Linked DNA regions of Mus musculus: region 2 is linked to region 1. The links are chromatin loops, found by intact Hi-C in ENCODE. Cell type or tissue: left cerebral cortex. All regions are shown on one strand. Each heading gives the region's core, and the rest is flanking DNA. Links, peaks and the distances in the headings are about the cores only. Region 1 has its middle 26 kb from the start of Gm15270. Region 2 holds the start of Slc18b1 (solute carrier family 18, subfamily B, member 1).

Region 1 (8,341 bases), core at 177-8,176:
AGCACACACACACTCCCCAAATGCATTTCATATCACCTAGAAAAATAATACTAAGAAAAATTTGTACTCTGGGAAACATTTTAATAAAACTACATTGTTTGTAATTACATTTTACATTGTAATTATATGAAAATCAGTGATAATATTAATAATTGCTTTTGCGATGATTGCTGTGTGTTCTTTGGGGTTTGATTTTGTTTTTCCCTCCATACTCTAAAGTTCTCATCCTGAGGAAGATAAATGGTAGTAAATTCTAGGTGGCCCTTACAGTTATATTTGATGCAGAAGTGAAAAACCTGTAATCATTTTGCCAAAAATTCCTCTCTCGCGTGATTGCTAAAATACAGTGGATATTATGGGACCTTTGTAATATTTGTAGTATTTGTGAAGTACCAGCCTTCAATATGGTTGGCTTAGGCAATCTTAGGGCCATTTGAAGCTTGTATGTTCGTGAACCAGACACACAGGCGCCACATAAGTTGCTTGGGAAACAAGAATTGCTTATCCAAAGACCTAGAGCCTCATTTCTGAGCATCTACTGAGGGACTCTCAGCGAGGACGACTCACACAGGGAGGCCGGCTTTCTTTGTATCTCGAGCGTCAATGACGTCTGGGCTTGTCGATGGACTCAACACGCACGTGAAAGTGTTTAGTAGGACCGTCAGTGGATTCGGCAACCACCAGGAATATTTGCTAATACGTCAGACTTTGTGTTCGTAGTGACACAGAAGAGGACAAAGGCCTGGAAGCCATAGATGCTTAGGATTCTGTTGTTCTTGCAGATACTTTGTCCTTCTGCGCTACGACTTTCGCCCAGCAGGTGGCGGTATGTGACTGTGAGAACTGCAGCAACAGGCACAGAAGTGAAGAACTTCCGGGAAAAGGGAGGGGGGGGGGCGGTTTAAGAGTCGGGTTTCCTGAAGCTAGCTCCAGGATCATGCTGAATATTCTGCGCATCTGATTAGAGATTTGGATTTGGATATCAAGCTACCTGCTCGTTTATTACTTGAGCATAAACAGATTTATACTAGAGATGAATCTGAGCTTGCTGTCTGGAGTCACTTCCTAATGCCACCTCTCTCAGCACAGTCACATTTGGGCACGTTGAATACAATCTCTGTTTTGGATTATCATCTTATTGGAAGAACGAGTCTACAGTTGTTGCTATTTACCTCTGCTTAGGTGTTTAGATTCCTCACACTCCTTAATTTCACCTCAGATTAACGCATTCAACCCAAAGCGTGTTGCATTAGTCAGTCTATCCAGGTAAACGGGGACAACTGATAAAAAGCATCCGGTGGGTGCTGCAAGCTTTGATCGCCTTCAGGTAGCCAGTCGGAAACTGGCTACTGTGGAAACCCTGCCACTAGATAACATTTTACTGCTGCAGACGATATTTCCCCCTTCTTTAACAGTCTATGAAATGCTCTGCTGAGCCACGCTCCCTTAGCAATGTCCCTTCCCTGGGGGAAGCTTTCTACAAATGTACAAGCCTCCCATTAACTCGTTCCACAAAGTCCAGTCCAAACCTTTAGTGACACTGAATATAATCTCACAATCACTTCTTCTTCCCTTCCCTCTGGCTCTCCCAATCTTTTTCTTATGTCACAAGGTCAAATACTCTCAGTTCATGTGTGTCTTTCTTATAGGCTGAGTGACTATACACAGAGCTATGTGTTCTTGGAGGGCCTTGAGCCCCATGGCTGGCAACAGTGCAGCGACCTTAGTGGCCATGGTAGGTCTTGGCACCTATGAAATGCTCACTAAATGTCTGTGGCTTTGGTTCACTGCTGCAGGATAATTTCACAGTTGTGATATATTCTACCATTTGATTCCAGCCAACTTATTGCTCTTAATTTTCATTTTCAATCATCTTGTTGGTGCATGTCTCCTCTGTCCCCACCCCTCTGCAGTCGTCCATTTTCTTCAAAATCTGGCTGCAGTGCCATTTTCTCTATGGAACTACTGTCTCTGTAGCCTTTGAGCACTGCCGTCTGAGCAATCTGATCTTGCCACACAGTATGAGCCTTTAACTTTGTCCGTCTGCATCTTGAGTTCCAATAAAAGGGGGAAACTAAAGTAATGCACGGTGGTGGGAAAGACCGCAGAGAGGAATGCTGCCCTTCACGAGGGATAGTCTGAGTCTTTCGAAAGTTCCTTCCTTGTTCGACCAGACAGGACCATGATTGATGGATAAAGATTCAGATGTGGGACATGCTGAAGCAGGGCAGGCAAGTCTGTGGAGACCCAGTTCCGTCTATTTGAAGTGGTTGTCTCTTTGCCAGCACTCCCAAGAGAATAGTGGGCTGTTTGATCTCTGGTCCCCATCAAAGGTGCCCTTGACAGACTGCAGCCCAGGTCTGTAAGCTTCCTCATAAACCCATGTTTGGAAAGATATCTCTTGGGTGGGGGGGTTGCGGAGAGGGGGTTATTTTGGTTTGAAACTGGAAGAAAGGAGGCTTGAAACTTAGTTGGAAGTGAGAAATATCAAGGTGGGGCAGGCAATGAATCTGGAGGGGACAATATCCTGTGAGTAAAAACAGTGGGTCTTGAGGCGGTTTCTGAGATGCTTGGCTGTTAACTCTCTCATCAGCCGCCCTCCTTGTCCTACTGGCTTGGCCCTGCAAGGCTGGGGTGCGGTCATTGATGCGTCTCTCCAGCTCCCGTTCCTAACTGGAACTGTTCGTTCTGCTAACGATCCCAAAACAACTTTTGTTTTGGGAAAGATGACCAAGCAGTCGCTTGTTAAGAATCCACTGAACCCCTCTTTCAGACCAGGAACAGTGGAAGATTCACAGCAGAGTAGGGTAGATAGAGACACAAATATACACACCATGTCTTGCTGTTGTTGCTGTGGTTATATACATACTGTGTCTTCCTGTTGTTATTTTGGGCTATGTGGATAATTTTCATTTGCCGGGGAAGTCAGACAGATTTAAGGCAAATGGGCATATTCTTTTCTAGCAGGAAAGGGACACTGTAGAGCCTTGGCAAGCTTCACCACTGAACCATTATGAGCCCCTGAGTCTCCATATGCTTCAGAAAACTCCCAACAGAACGCTCAGGGGAGCCATAACAAATTGCTTGGCATTTCTGTAGAAGACTGACAATATTCCTCACCTACTCTCATCTCTAATTGATGTCCTGTTTTTCCTTTTGTTAATCTTGCCAGGTACAGTATTGCTGTCTGTCCTTCTTAGATGGTGTGATCGAGAATTACTTAATATGTGTTTTGGAAAAGATCTATTATTTTTATTTTACAAGTATGAATGTCCCGCTTAGATGCATGTTCATGTAGTACCCAAAGAGCCCAGAAGAGGGCGGTGGAATCCACGGAACTGGAGGGCCAGATGGTTGTGCGCCACCATGTGGATACAGGGAAAATCTCACTGGGTTCCTCGGAATAAACAGCATAATGCTTTTAACTGCTAAGCCATTTCTTCAATGTTTTGTAGTCTCAAGTTGTGAACGTATCTTGGGCCTTGTCCACAGAAATTCTCTGCAGCCTGGCTTGCAAATACACTTTTCCAAAAATCTTTCCACATTGCTTTAAGCCAAGTGGCCTGGAGATTATAGAGTTTTTAAGTCCTAAAATCGTTTTATATTAATCCTTCGGCTTGTATTTCTCAGACTACATAGGTAGGACTATGTCAAACCTCAAACTGCTTTTGTGGGAAGAACCATGATTACAGCCCCCCTCCCCCATCCAGACTAAATAATTTTTCTTCTTGGACTCGTGGAGTAGATATTGTAGCTCATTCTTTCCATGAAGATGTGGTAACGTTGGAGTCCTGGTTTACGGGAAGACTGGCCGTGGTACGGAGGACGGAGTTTCAACTTTACCTCTTACACTTACAATTTCCTATGCTCTGCTCACAAGAGTGCTACGACCCAGGACCCTGGTTGCTGACAGCAGAAGTCTCCCTTCCAGGGATGCCTGTGGTCCACACAGCTGAAGGTGTTCATTTTTTCATGATTTCAAGGTGCTGCAGAAATTCCCATTATTACTGAAGGCTCAGCAATAGATTTTTAAAGAATATTTATTCTTGTGGCAGAAGCAAATAATCTATTTTAGGCATGGCCCATATCACAAGTTTTTACTGTTCAAGTATGGTCACTTGCCTTGATTTAGTTACTTTAGTCAGTTTGTATATGCTAAGCTATTTCGGCACCTCCTTTGGGTGGCCTTGCCCTCGCCTGCAAATCATTCGAGAACGTGGTCAAATTGTTCCTTACAGAGGGGGTCAACCCCTTTTTCCCAAGAGCCAGCGGAAAGAACCTGAAAGTCCTTCAGGGCTGCTATGCCAGTTTCTGCCACTTGGTGGCACTGTCGAACACGGGTCCTCCTGGCTTCGGGGTACAGAATTTGGTATTTCTCTTTCCTCCTTGGAGGTAGCCTCATTTGGACAGCAAGGTTACACTTCTTAGTTCAATCAGATTTCTGGCCATTGTATTCCGTGTCTACATCACCTTTTGGCTCCAGCCAACCAAGAGTTTAGAGTTCAAATATTTTGGTGAATATGAACCTTCCTCCATCAATAATATCTAATTAAAAACAGTAATGGATACAATGCCTCACCATTTTGCAATGGTTCCATACACAGGCAGCAATGGAGCCCAGCAGGAAAACGACTTATCCCGAAGAATTCTACAAGTTGATAAAAGATAATTGACTGGTGGCAGTACCACCGTGACTTTGGACCCCAGGTCGTGGCACACAGTTAGATGTATCTCTGGATACAGTACCCATGGATGTTACATTTTTTTTTCCAGGTCTACAGAATTTTCTGAGATTTGAGAGAGCTAGTTAATTCTTTAAGAAATGAAAATAGTAAGTAGAATCAAATTAGATTTCTTTTTACATGGAGGACAAAACAGTATGTCAATTATTCAATTAGTTTGAGTCCTGAGAATTATGTCTAGAGTGCGTGTGAGACTTTCCAAGTAGGTATGCTCTCATTGCTGAGTTCTTCATACAACTTCTCTGAAGACAGCTCTGCCGAGGCAAGTTTAAAATGATAACACAGATGTTCCAGAAACATCTTCAGATGACGGAGTGTTGTTTTATTTCTGATTCTTTTCCTCCTCCTCTCTGAGCAGTGGCGCTGATGGTGATGTTTGTCTTTACACAGCTTTTACCATGCAAAGCATATTGGTGCCCTTGACTCTACTCTACAGTTCTGGAAATGTGTGAAATGAGTTAACCCTCCTGCCAGTCCATGCAGGCGCACATTTAATATTATCCCTGAGCTATGAGGAGTCCAGATTTGCTATGTTGGAGCTGAACTTCAAAAGCTAACATTTATGGGGAAGTTTCCTATAAGAAAGTCTATTTTGGGAATTTATTAATCCCTGCTCTCTAAGTGCAGTGAGTCCCATCAGTGTGTTTGGCCTCCGTTGCTTGGAAGCAATCTATGGCCAGTTTAAGACTTGTCAATTATACAGTCACCTCCAAAAAATAGTATTTATTGGTTGACCCTAAGCCCATGTAACAGACTAACTCACAGATAGCATTGACATTCAACCATCCACTAATACCTCATCTAGAAGGAGCACATTCCGTTCAGAACAGAGAGCTCCTAGGCGCCTCTTCATCTGGTCTCTACGCGAGAGCCTTCGTGCATGCCCAAGTCAGGATCTGAGCATAAGAGCTAATGAAAATGACCCAAAACATATGATTTGCTAGGGAATCGGGTTTGTCTAGCAAATAAGGGCTCCCATTTTTCAGTACGTATGAGGACATGGCTAGATAGCTTCCGATGCAGCAAGGTGTTCTAGAGGTGGTGAGAAGTGAAAAGTGGTTATCAAATACTTTACACATCACAAAAAAATAGTTTGTGCTAAACATGGATGTGATTACACACACCGACTTGAAATAGAGCGCCACTGCCCAACGGAAGTGTGAGGTGTGCAATTCAAAACTTTCAGGAGTGTCATTTAAAAAGAGAGAAATAGGTAAAATTAATAACAACGATTTATGATATATTAATTTATATAGAAACTTACATAAATTTATTTGTTTATGATGTATGTATATTAATTTATATAGAAACTTACATAAATTTATTTGTTTATGATGTATGTATATTAATTTATATAGAAACTTACATAAATTTATTTGTTTTTCATATAGATTATCACTAATAATATATTTTAATATGTTAATGCTATATACCACATGCTAGTGATAGGTTTTATTTAACACAATATTATTATTTTGGCATATAAACAGCATGCACTTCTTGATATTTTTATATGTTTCAAAATAATTAATACTGGAAATTTGGTTAGATGTGTGAGGGAGGAAGCCTTGGGGCCACTCAGTGAATAGAGATTTGAGCTAAGATCTGAGCCGAGAGCCAGAGCCCTCTGGAGAATCAGAGAGAGTGAGCTGTGATGGCAACAGCTGGCTCCCACTCTTCCCAGGGGTCCCCCTCCACACCCATCTCATAACTCAGACCCCCGAGTCCCCTCCCCCCTCAGTTAACACTTGGGTTTTGTCTTAGTTCAGGTTTCTATTGCTGTAACAAAACACCATGACTAAGAAGCAAGTTGGGGAGGAAAGGGTTTATTCGGCTTATACTTCCACATTGTAGTCTGTTACTGAAGGAAGAATTCATTTTTCAACTTTCTCATTTTCTTATATTATTTGACCCCCCCCCCACAGGTTTACATAGGGGTGTGTGTGTGCGCATGTGCGCGTGTGTGTGTGTTTGGGGGGGGGTGCATGCCCACATACAGACCCCTGTGTGGGCCTCTGAAGAGTTCATAGGCTCTAGCACCTGTGTACTCCCCAGAAGACATTGAAGCTCAAAGGATGTTTGATCCAGGAACTATTCTAAGTGAGGCAAATGTATGCCAGACATGCACCTTGCAAAGAAACAGAAATTACATGTCTAGCACCATCCAAAGGTCGTCAGCTCCTGCTTCCACGTTCCTGCCCTGAATGGATGCCTGTCCTGACTTCCTCCAATGATGTACTGAGATCTGGAAGTGTAAGCCAAATAAATTCTTCCCTCCCCAACTTAATTTTTGGTCATGGTGTTTCATCACAGCAGTAGTAACCCTAACGAGGACAATATCCTTACAAACAAACAAACAAACAAACAAACAAACAAACAAAAAAACCCAAACCCAGCCAAAGGCAGAATTTGATGCGGGAAGTTGGTCTGTTTTAATGTTTTAAATGATGTAGAGGGGAACCTCCGTTATAAGAATATGCAAGGCTGCCTTAGGTCCCAATCCTGAAGACATTCCCACCCATCTTAAAATTGGCTCTTCCTTCCGGTGGGTAGGGGATTCTACCTGGTAGACAGGGAAGTACTCTGGAGAGAGTCAGTGGGCTATTGCTGGGCACGGTAATTTGGCTGGCAGTGAGAATGTTGTCCCATCAACCCTTTCCTTTATTTGAATATGCAAATATTACTGGAATGGTTACAGGAGATGGCAAATCTGTCTGGTCCCCAGGAGACTGATGATGTTTTAAAGATACAGATACTCATGCAGTGGGAGAATGAGCCTGAAGAGAGCGATGGGATCGAATTCAGAATGAAGGATTTAATTCAGAAATTAAAATGTGCAAGAAGCTTCGGAACGCCGTACCTGCTGTGGTTTAAGTGGCAAATAAGTTCGAATTCCTGCATCCCTAGCTGGTGGTGCTGCTTCGAAAAGTTACAAAGCATCTGCGAGGTTACAAAACGTTCAGCTTTGCCGAAGGAAATACCTCACGGGGGCGGGCTTTGAGGTTTCATATCCTGGACTTCATTTCCTGTTCTCGCTCCACTTCCTGACTACTACTGTAATGTGTCAACCAGTTATGCTCCCGCCACCGTGCCTTCCCTCCTGGAGTTATCACCTAAGGAACTGTAAACCGAAACCCTTTACGATGCTTTTGTCTGTATTATTTAGTCACAGTAAGAGAAGCGAAACTAAGACAACCGTATAAATATTTCATCAGCTGGTGGAAAGATATACTGAAGGTGGTTTCACTAATTGGTAGATTAAATTACTGTTCCCAAGTCTTCATTCCCTGCCTGACGAGAGCATCAAGCATCACCCACACATTGTCATGGGACTTGCAGAGATCTGTTTCTGCAAACTACACTCTATACCTGCTTGGCCATGTGACTTGCTTCGGCCAATGGGAACCCAACGATGCCCCGCCCAAGTATTAGCGAGATTGACAATGGTGTTCTTGCTCTCACATCGGTGTCTAGAAGAATGTTGTGTTTACACTGGTATCCGGAGTGAGAAGTAACCCAGAACACAACGCTAGTAACAGAAACCCAGCTAATAGGCAAATGTGTGGAAGTAAATGTTTCTCGAGTCACTGAAATGTCGG
Region 2 (8,341 bases), core at 122-8,121, 830 kb after region 1:
TTTAAGAGCTTTGAGAAGTTGTCAGTGGGCTGTGGACCTAGAACTTTGGCAAGATGCACAGAATAAACATTTGGACACAATGAGCTCTCTTCAATCCATATTGTGTGCATGGACTCCATACTCCAGTCTAACCTTTATGTCACAGCTGCCGTTCCTCACACCATGGAGAGGGCAAAGGTTAGAGGGAGCCTGGCAACGTTCATCAGAATCCTTCCTTTGTGCAAACATTGCTTCCGGAGTTCTTAACAAATTCAGACTGAATTTCCTGGGCCACAACTATACCCCCTTCTCACCTTCCCCAACCCTCTTTGGAGACAAAGTCTCACTTTATGGCCCTGGCTGCCTGGAATTCACTTATAGACCAGGCTGGCCTCAACACTTCTAGAAGATCCCTGCTTGCTTCTGCCTCCTGCGTGCGCTGAGTAAAGTCATGAGCCATTATACTTGGCTAAAACTGCCTAAGTCATTATGCCCAACACCAGAAGACAGAATTGGCACCCTGATCATTTAGTGATTCAACCCCTTTTTTAGCTATAGACTTCAAATAAAGATTAATCAGGCTACATGGTAAAAGAAATAATACTTAGAAAGTCTCAAATATATTTTAGGTGAATTACCCAGCAAAAAGATGGTCTGACTTTTTTTTTTTTTAAAATACATATTAGACACTAAGAAATATTGTCTTGCTGTGTGTGGAGGAGGGTGATTCAGTAGGTAATGTGCTTTTTGTGTAACCAGGACAACCTGAGTTGGATCCCAGCACCGGTATAAAAAGCTGAGCTTATTGGCACACATCTGTAACACTAGCACTAAGAGATGAAGACAGGAGGATTCGGGGATGGGGGTGGGGGGCTGCTGGCCAGCCAGTCCAGCTAAACTGGTAGCTTCAGGGGCAGTGAGAGATGATGCCTTGATGAAGAAGCCCAACATTGATCTATGACCTCTGTGCACACATGGGCTAACAATTCCCCCCCAACACACACACACACACACACACACACACATACACACACACACACATACACACACACACACACACACATTACAACTGTCATACAACACACACACACACACATGTTAACCAAACCATAGATACATTTTTATATTTTATTTATTTTAAAGATTTTTAAAAATTTTTAATTATGTGTATATGTATATGTGTGTGGAGATATTTACATGCGAGCAATGGTGTCCATGGAGGTCAAAGGGCACCAAATCCCTCTCAAACTAGAGTTAAAGATGATATGAGTGGCCTGACATGGATGCTGGGAACTGAACTCAGGTTATCTGGAAGAACAGGACACACTCTTACCTCCTGAGCCACGCCCCCTCATTATAAAATTCTTATATTTTATAATCTCTAAAATTATATAGCTGAAGGGCTTTCTAAAAATTAGAGTTTGTGCAGTATAAAAATGTCTTACCTCCTTAGGGAAAAATGGTCCAAGGATGGAATAGGTCATCATGCAACCCAAGTTCATGCTTGCTGCTGATACCAGCACAAAAATCTGTTCTCTTGACAGTCGCCGGGATGTCTCTCTTGTACTTCCTCCAGGGTCATCACCTTGAATGCAAACGCATTGCTATTACAAGGGTGTAACTGGGATTCTGGGTAAAACACACGAGTGGTATTTTACACGGAGTTAACAGACTCAGAGAACAGTTGTTGAGATAAAAGACTATTCTAAATATAATAGTTATAACCAAACAGAAATCAGATGTGGAATAACACTGCAAATTTGAAACATTTTCATATGGAGACTCTTCCGTTAGAATTTCAACATGGAAAATATTAAGCCATTTCGACTGCTTCTTTCAGAAACCCCCTCAATGATGAACACCAGGGTTAGTTGCCAAGGGCACCAGGCTTTAAAGAAATATAGTCTTAAGCTACTAGCTTCATATGCCACACAGACTCAGTCAGAGCCTAAGTGTTTAAACAGGAAATGCTAGCTCTTGACCAGAGCAAACTGGTTGTGCCAGCTCTCTTCTGGTTCTAAGTTCACCAACTTAACACTCTGCAAAGTCCATTCTCACAAATATGTAAATCTGGTCACTGCCCACACTGACTAGTGGTCTTTTAAATCAACTCATTTCACACTTTTATCCCTGTTTAAACTGTCAAAGAACCAAGCAATCACTGAGTTTCAAATGTCCAAGCAGATTCCTCAGCCATTTCTAAATTAAATGATTCTGAGGGGGAACAAAGAAGGAGGAGGGGGAGGAGGAAGAAGAAGAAGAGGAGGAGGAGGAGGAGGAGGAGGAGGAGGAGGAGGAGGAAGAGGAAGAGGAAGAGGAAGAGGAAGAGGAAGAGGAGGGAGAGGAAGAGGAGAATAATTATTATTTAATCTATTTTTCCAGAGGTAGCCATTAAAGGCCAGGTGGAAAAAAAAATCTATGCAAAATAAGGAAGTCTTAAGAATCCTTTGAAAACCGCCTGAGTTTGCATACTGGGTTGCCTCGATCCAGCCTTAATCTGAGGGGAGGTGCCCAGTCTTACTGCAACTTGATATGTCAAATGTTTGGTTGATATCCATGGGATGCCTGCTTTTTTCTAAATAGAAACAGAGGATGAATGGATGGGGGAAGGACAGAGAAGAGGGGAGGAGAGAAACGAGAGGAAACTGCTGTTGGGGTACAAAAATAATTAATTTCTTACATATACACATACACACATACACACACACACACACACACACACACACACACACACACATATACACATATACATATGTATACACACACACACACACACACACATATGAACTCATTTCATATAGATATGTCCGAGTTGAAGCCTTCTTCAAACGAGAGAAAGTTACAAGAGGAACGCCAGAAAACACCAAAGAACATTTTAGGCCTTATGATGTGGTGTTATTAATTTGAAAGCATTCTGAAATCTCCTACTTTAAAAAGCAGAGGTTTGGGAAGTACCCGTATGCATTCCCCAAACAGGAGAAAAGAAATACTGGCCGGGATCGCACAGTCAGGCCAGACCCTACCCTGCTTGAAGGTCTCAGAAACAACAACAGCAGCGGCAGCAACAACAACAAAACAAGCTAAGCCATTATATCCTAAAGACACAGGCCCTAAGCCCATGGCGAGCTACGCGCTGAAAACAGTCACCTCCTCCTGTCCCTGCAGGAGCCGGGGAGCCCGCCTCGTCCATGAGCCGCTCTCGGGGTCTTCCGGCGCTCCAGGCTCAGCGGGCGAGGTGCGGTGGCAGCGGGCGAGCTGCGGGGATCGGACTCCGCATTCCGGTCCAGAGGTGAAGACTTGAGCCGGGACAAGAAACCTCGCTGATCCTTGGAACCGGGGACCCACGGGAGCTTGGGCGTGCAGGGGCGGAGCAGTGGTCTCCGCCCATGCTGATCGTGGGCTCCAAATAAAGAGGAGAAAGTAAGCTCGTGTGCCTGGCTGTGGAAACCTTCTGTGGATGCAGGTGTCTGCTGCTTTGCAAACTGATCGCTCACTTGCTATGTCTTTGAATGATAGGTCCATTTTTGTCATCGTCGTAGTCGTTGTCTTGCTTTTCCATATTCACAGCTAGGCTTACTAAGGCTTATATGACCTAGTCAGTCGGATTGTGCATACCTTAGTGACAAGAGGCGTAGGCAAGTGCCCCTTTCTCTCTACACAGAAGTATCCAGCACAAGCCTGGCTTTTACTTTGTCTTCTCCTTGTTTATTATTCGGGAAAAGTTTAAGTTTGGAAATGTAGGCCAAGGGGAAGGATTGAGTCACACGCCTGCAGTCGATGTGATTTTAATATGAATGAAACTTTTGTATGCTGCCCGTTATGCTGACCTGCTAGCAGAGGTGACAGAGACGATTAATATTTTACTCTAATGCATTAGGGTCTACAATAGAATTGTTGGGAAAGGACTGTACTTCAGCAAAGTGAATCTTGCACAGTCTCTATTACTGTAGATATTGAAGATTATATAGAAATTCCAGGCAGGCTAGAAGTAGTTCTGAGACAAAGAACTTGGGAACCGCTCCAGACGCCAGGCTTAGCTAGAGCAAAGGTTCTTCCAGGCTATTTATGGAAGCCTAACCTCTTCAGCTCAATCTTACTAAAAACCTTTACAAATAATTTTAAAAACGTATGTGTATGCCAGTGTAGGTTCCAAAGAAGCTGTTGGATCCCCTGGAGGTGGAGTTAAAGGAGCCAATTAGCACGGGTGCCAGGACCTGAACCTGGGTCCTCTGGATGAGCAGTAAGTGCTAACCACTGGTCTACCTGGCCATTCCCACCACTGCTAATTGCGATTATATTACACTGTGTTCTCATTCTGATCCAACCTTGACCCAACCTCGACCCACAGAAGATTTTCCTCCAATTGTTTCTTTTATGGTTTTCTTTTTTCCTTTCTGTCTTTTTAAAAACTCACTTTCTGGACTGGCATTAACTGCAGATGTTGGTTCACCCAACCTCGACCTACTCGCCCCCACCCCCACCCCCCCAACACACACACATGCGTATACCTCTCTCTTTCTTCTTTTCTTGGACTCTATCAGAACTTTTCTTGACTTTGTATTTACAACCTTTGAACTAATTTTTCCATTTATATTAACATCTATTTCCCTCTGCAATCAGCAGCTATTCTTACACTCTTAGCATATATGTATGTGTATATAATATATATATGTTATTATATATATTATACACACACATTTTAAATATATCCTTGGGCCTGCAAGATGGCTAAAAAGCTAAGGGTACTTTCTGCTTAGCACTGCGACCCAAGTTAGATTCCTGGGATGCACATGGCAGATGGAGAGAACCCACTCTCCCACACTGCACACTGTCCTTCAACTTGCACACGAGCGAGCACTGGGACACTTGTGCCCTTCCCCCCAAAATAAATAAATAAATAAATAAATAAATGCAATTAAAACTATTAAAACTTGTATTCCTGTGTTGTGTCTGTGTATTACTGATTCTTGGGGACTGGACCAAATGACTCCAAGATTTTGCTCATTTAACTAAGAATTTAATAAAGCATTCCTAGCTCGGCAGCCCAAGGCTTAACTTGGCTTGGACTTTACACACACAGCTCTTTGAATGATATACCTGACATTATTTTGTGAACTTGGGACCTCCATGTTCACTAAGCTGCACACATGCTCCTCTTCCAACAATGGCGCAAGTTTCTTCTTGCCTTCCTTGCCATCAAACTTAGACAGATTCTATTCTTCTATACTCAGTTTATGTAAAGGCCTGAGCCAGGAATAGTTTGGAATACATGCACAATTAGGCAAACTTGTGTTCTCAAAAGAACTTTAGGGGGGGAATTTCCTATTTACCACTTTATGCCTCTGCATAATAGGGTGTACCTGACTGAAATATATACATTGGACTGGAGAGATGGTTTAGTGGTTAAGAGCACTGGCTGTTCTTCTAGAGGACTTACAACCAGCTGTAACTACAGTTTCAGGGGGATCTGACCCTTCTAGTCTCTGCATGCACTTGGTACACAGACACACATAGTGGCAAATACATATAAAATATATATAAAATAAATAAATAAAATTAGATAAATTATGGGAAGAGACATATATCTCATGGCTAAACCTATCAATCAAATCAAAGAATCGCCCCTCAGTTGTAAGTTTGTCTTGCTGCATGTGTGTCTGTGTGAGGGTGTCTGATCCCCGAGAGTTGGACTTACAGACACTTGTGAGCTGCCACGTGGGTGCTGGGAATTGAACCTGGATCCTCTCAAAGAGAAGCCACTGTTTTTAACCAATGAGCCCTCTCCAGTCCCATGCATTTCCTTAACTAAGAGGAAAACCAGCTTTGTACATGTCTTCTCATATTTGCCATTTCTGAGGTTCTTCATTCTGCAACATCTGAGTTTCCCTTCCCGTGCCATTTCTCATCCACATGAGGTTTTCCCTCTGATGTTACATATGAGTCACTATAAAGCATCAGCCATCTGGTGGTGAACGCTTTTTGTTTTCTTTCTTTCTGGGTTATTTTTTTTTATCTTTTTTTTTTTTTTTAGAGATTTATTTATTATATGTAAGTACACTGTAGCTGTTTTCAGACACTCCAGAAGAGGGAGTTAGATCTCGTTACGAGATGGTTGTGAGCCACCATGTGGTTGCTGGGATTTGAACTCATGACCTTCGGAAGAGCAGTCGGGTGCTCTTACCCACTGAGCCATCTCACCAGCCCTCTGGGTTATTTTTAAGGGTTTTTATTAAGTATAGAAATATGTGTCGGAAGTTATCTCTTGGCCCTTGCAAAATGTGGGCTTAGTGTCATTCTCCTTTCATTTCTTCAAAGAAATTAATGGAATTTTGTGTTTGCTTTAGTAATCTCTTGTATGTAATGTCTCCTCCTACTTGGTCTGTTCTTTTTTTATTCTCTTTATCTGTTGTTTTTACTAGCTTAATTATGTGCCTAGGAGAGCATTTTTCACATTTCCTACAAGGATCACACTTTCTTTTCCTAGCGTTGAAAGTAGAAAGCCTGCCATTTGCAAATGCAGAGACCTTCTGCTACCTGGACACAGAAGAAGGCTAGCACCAGTGACAGCTACTAGAAACCAGAACAGTGATAGCAAATAGCACAGTACAGACCCGCAGCGCTCGATAGACAAGGCAAAACTAACTGATCCAAGAAATAGATAAGGCAAAACTAACTGATCCAAGAAATAGATAAGGCAAAACTAACTGATCCAAGAAAGCCCGTAAGGACGGATCATTTAATTCCTTACCATTTCACTGTTGAAATAACTGAGGGCCGGGATTTTGTTGTTTGTTGTCTGCTTGAGAAAGGGTCTAAGCTGTTTGCAAACTTGCTTTGTCCCCTAGATCTAGTTGATCCTCTTGCCTTGACTTCCCACGTTCTGAATTCCAGGTGTGCGTCAACACGCGTGGCTCAGGACTGAGTTCAGTTCCAGTCTTAAGTACAGTTAGTGATGGGAAGACCTACTTCCCATTGATTTGATAATTCAAATTATCATCACATTTTAGATCGTTAAAATTCTTCTGTTGTCATGGATACAAGGTCTCGTGCTACTCAAGCTGGCCTGAAACTTGCTATGTAGCTGAGGACGCCCTTCAACTTCTGACAACACTGCCTCTGTCTTTTGAGTGCTGAGATAACTCCCAGTTTTATTTGGTGCTAAGCAATACAAAGCAGGACCTCATGCAAGCCCCCTGTGCAAGCATTCTGCCTCAGAGCAGTTTCCCAGCCCTTTCCACACATCTTTGCACAAGGTAAATAAGCATTTTAAGCCACCACTCATTTAATCTTCACAATATGACAGTGTTAGTAGCATCTTCACTGAACTATGAATAACCTGCGGAAGACTGCCTACAAAGTGGGCCGGGATCCTAGCTCCTCTGAGATGGGCCAAAGATAACAACATTGTTTTTGCACCTTATCCTAGCTTCACTACCCAGCTCTATTTTCTTTTTCAATGTTTTGAAAATAGTTTTTAACCTTTTATTTGCTGGTGTTTTTGAGACAGGGTTTCTCTCTGTAGCCCTGGAACTCACTGTGTAGACCAGGCTGGCCTCGAACTCATAGAGATGCTTCCTTCCTTCCTGACTGTGCTGGTATTAAAGGTGTGCACCATTACTAACTGTTTATTTATGTATTTTTTTTTTTACTTATTTTTAACTTCAAAAACTAGTTCTCTCTCTCTCTCCCCTCCCCCACCCCCATGCGTGCGTGTGTGCGTGCGTGTGTGCGTGCGTGTGTGCGTGCGTGCGTGCGTGCGCGCATATGTGTGATTTCAGGTTGCCCTGCTCTGCAGTATAATTGCCTCTGGAGGTGGTGCTCATCTACCATCTTGTATTAGAGACATCCTCATTTTCTTGTTCCCACTGCTTTTTGCTGGACCAACCATCTGGCCCTTCAGCTGCTGGGGATTCCCAACTCTCTCACTCATTTCCTACCTGCCCACAAAAAGACAGGCTTGCATGCATCTACGGTATGTGTCAGGCTTTTACAAGAATTCTGAGGATTCAAACTCAGTCTCTCACACTTACACAGAAAATACTTCTAGTCACGGAAGTGTGTGTGTGTGTCTGTAGTCCAAATCAAAGATCCTTCTGCTTAATCTATTTTATAGCCCTTCCTTTTTTGACACTGATAGAAGTTGAACTGTGTATCTTACTTAGAGTATCTATTGCTTTGACAAAAACACCAAGGCCAGCTGGGCGTGGTGGCGCACGCCTCTAATCCCAGCACTCGGGAGGCAGAGGCAGGCGGATTTCTGAGTTCGAGGCCAGCCTGGTCTACAGAGTGAGTTCCAGGACAGCCAGGACGACACAGAGAAACCCTGTTTCAAAAACACACACACAAAACAAACAAACAAACA

The links. A loop is a pair of places that touch in the nucleus more often than their neighbours do. Peaks named below come from ENCODE experiments on the same cell type or tissue, not always from the same donor. Only the 100,000 strongest peaks of a DNase experiment are listed, where the experiment ranks them.
Region 2: it touches region 1 in a loop (4-fold over the local background); 3 of 42 quality-filtered maps call a loop at or near these places.

Annotation. Positions count from the first base shown.
Region 1 is chr10:24,617,749-24,626,089 of GRCm38, reverse strand. No RefSeq gene overlaps it. Among named protein-coding and RNA genes, the nearest start is that of Gm15270, 26 kb to the right of the region's middle. In left cerebral cortex, for the core only: CTCF peaks have their summits at 800 (motif pointing right), 3,335 (motif pointing right) and 4,305 (motif pointing right); DNase peaks (open chromatin) are centred at 812, 3,337 and 4,304.
Region 2 is chr10:23,791,969-23,800,309 of GRCm38, reverse strand. It overlaps Slc18b1 (solute carrier family 18, subfamily B, member 1), which reads right to left and starts at 3,324. Exons shown (of 14, transcript NM_183116.2): 1 at 3,127-3,324; 2 at 1,425-1,564. The coding sequence starts at 3,169. In left cerebral cortex, for the core only: no CTCF peak of the experiment used is centred there; a DNase peak (open chromatin) is centred at 3,304; H3K4me3 peaks cover 1,204 bases; H3K27ac peaks cover 759 bases.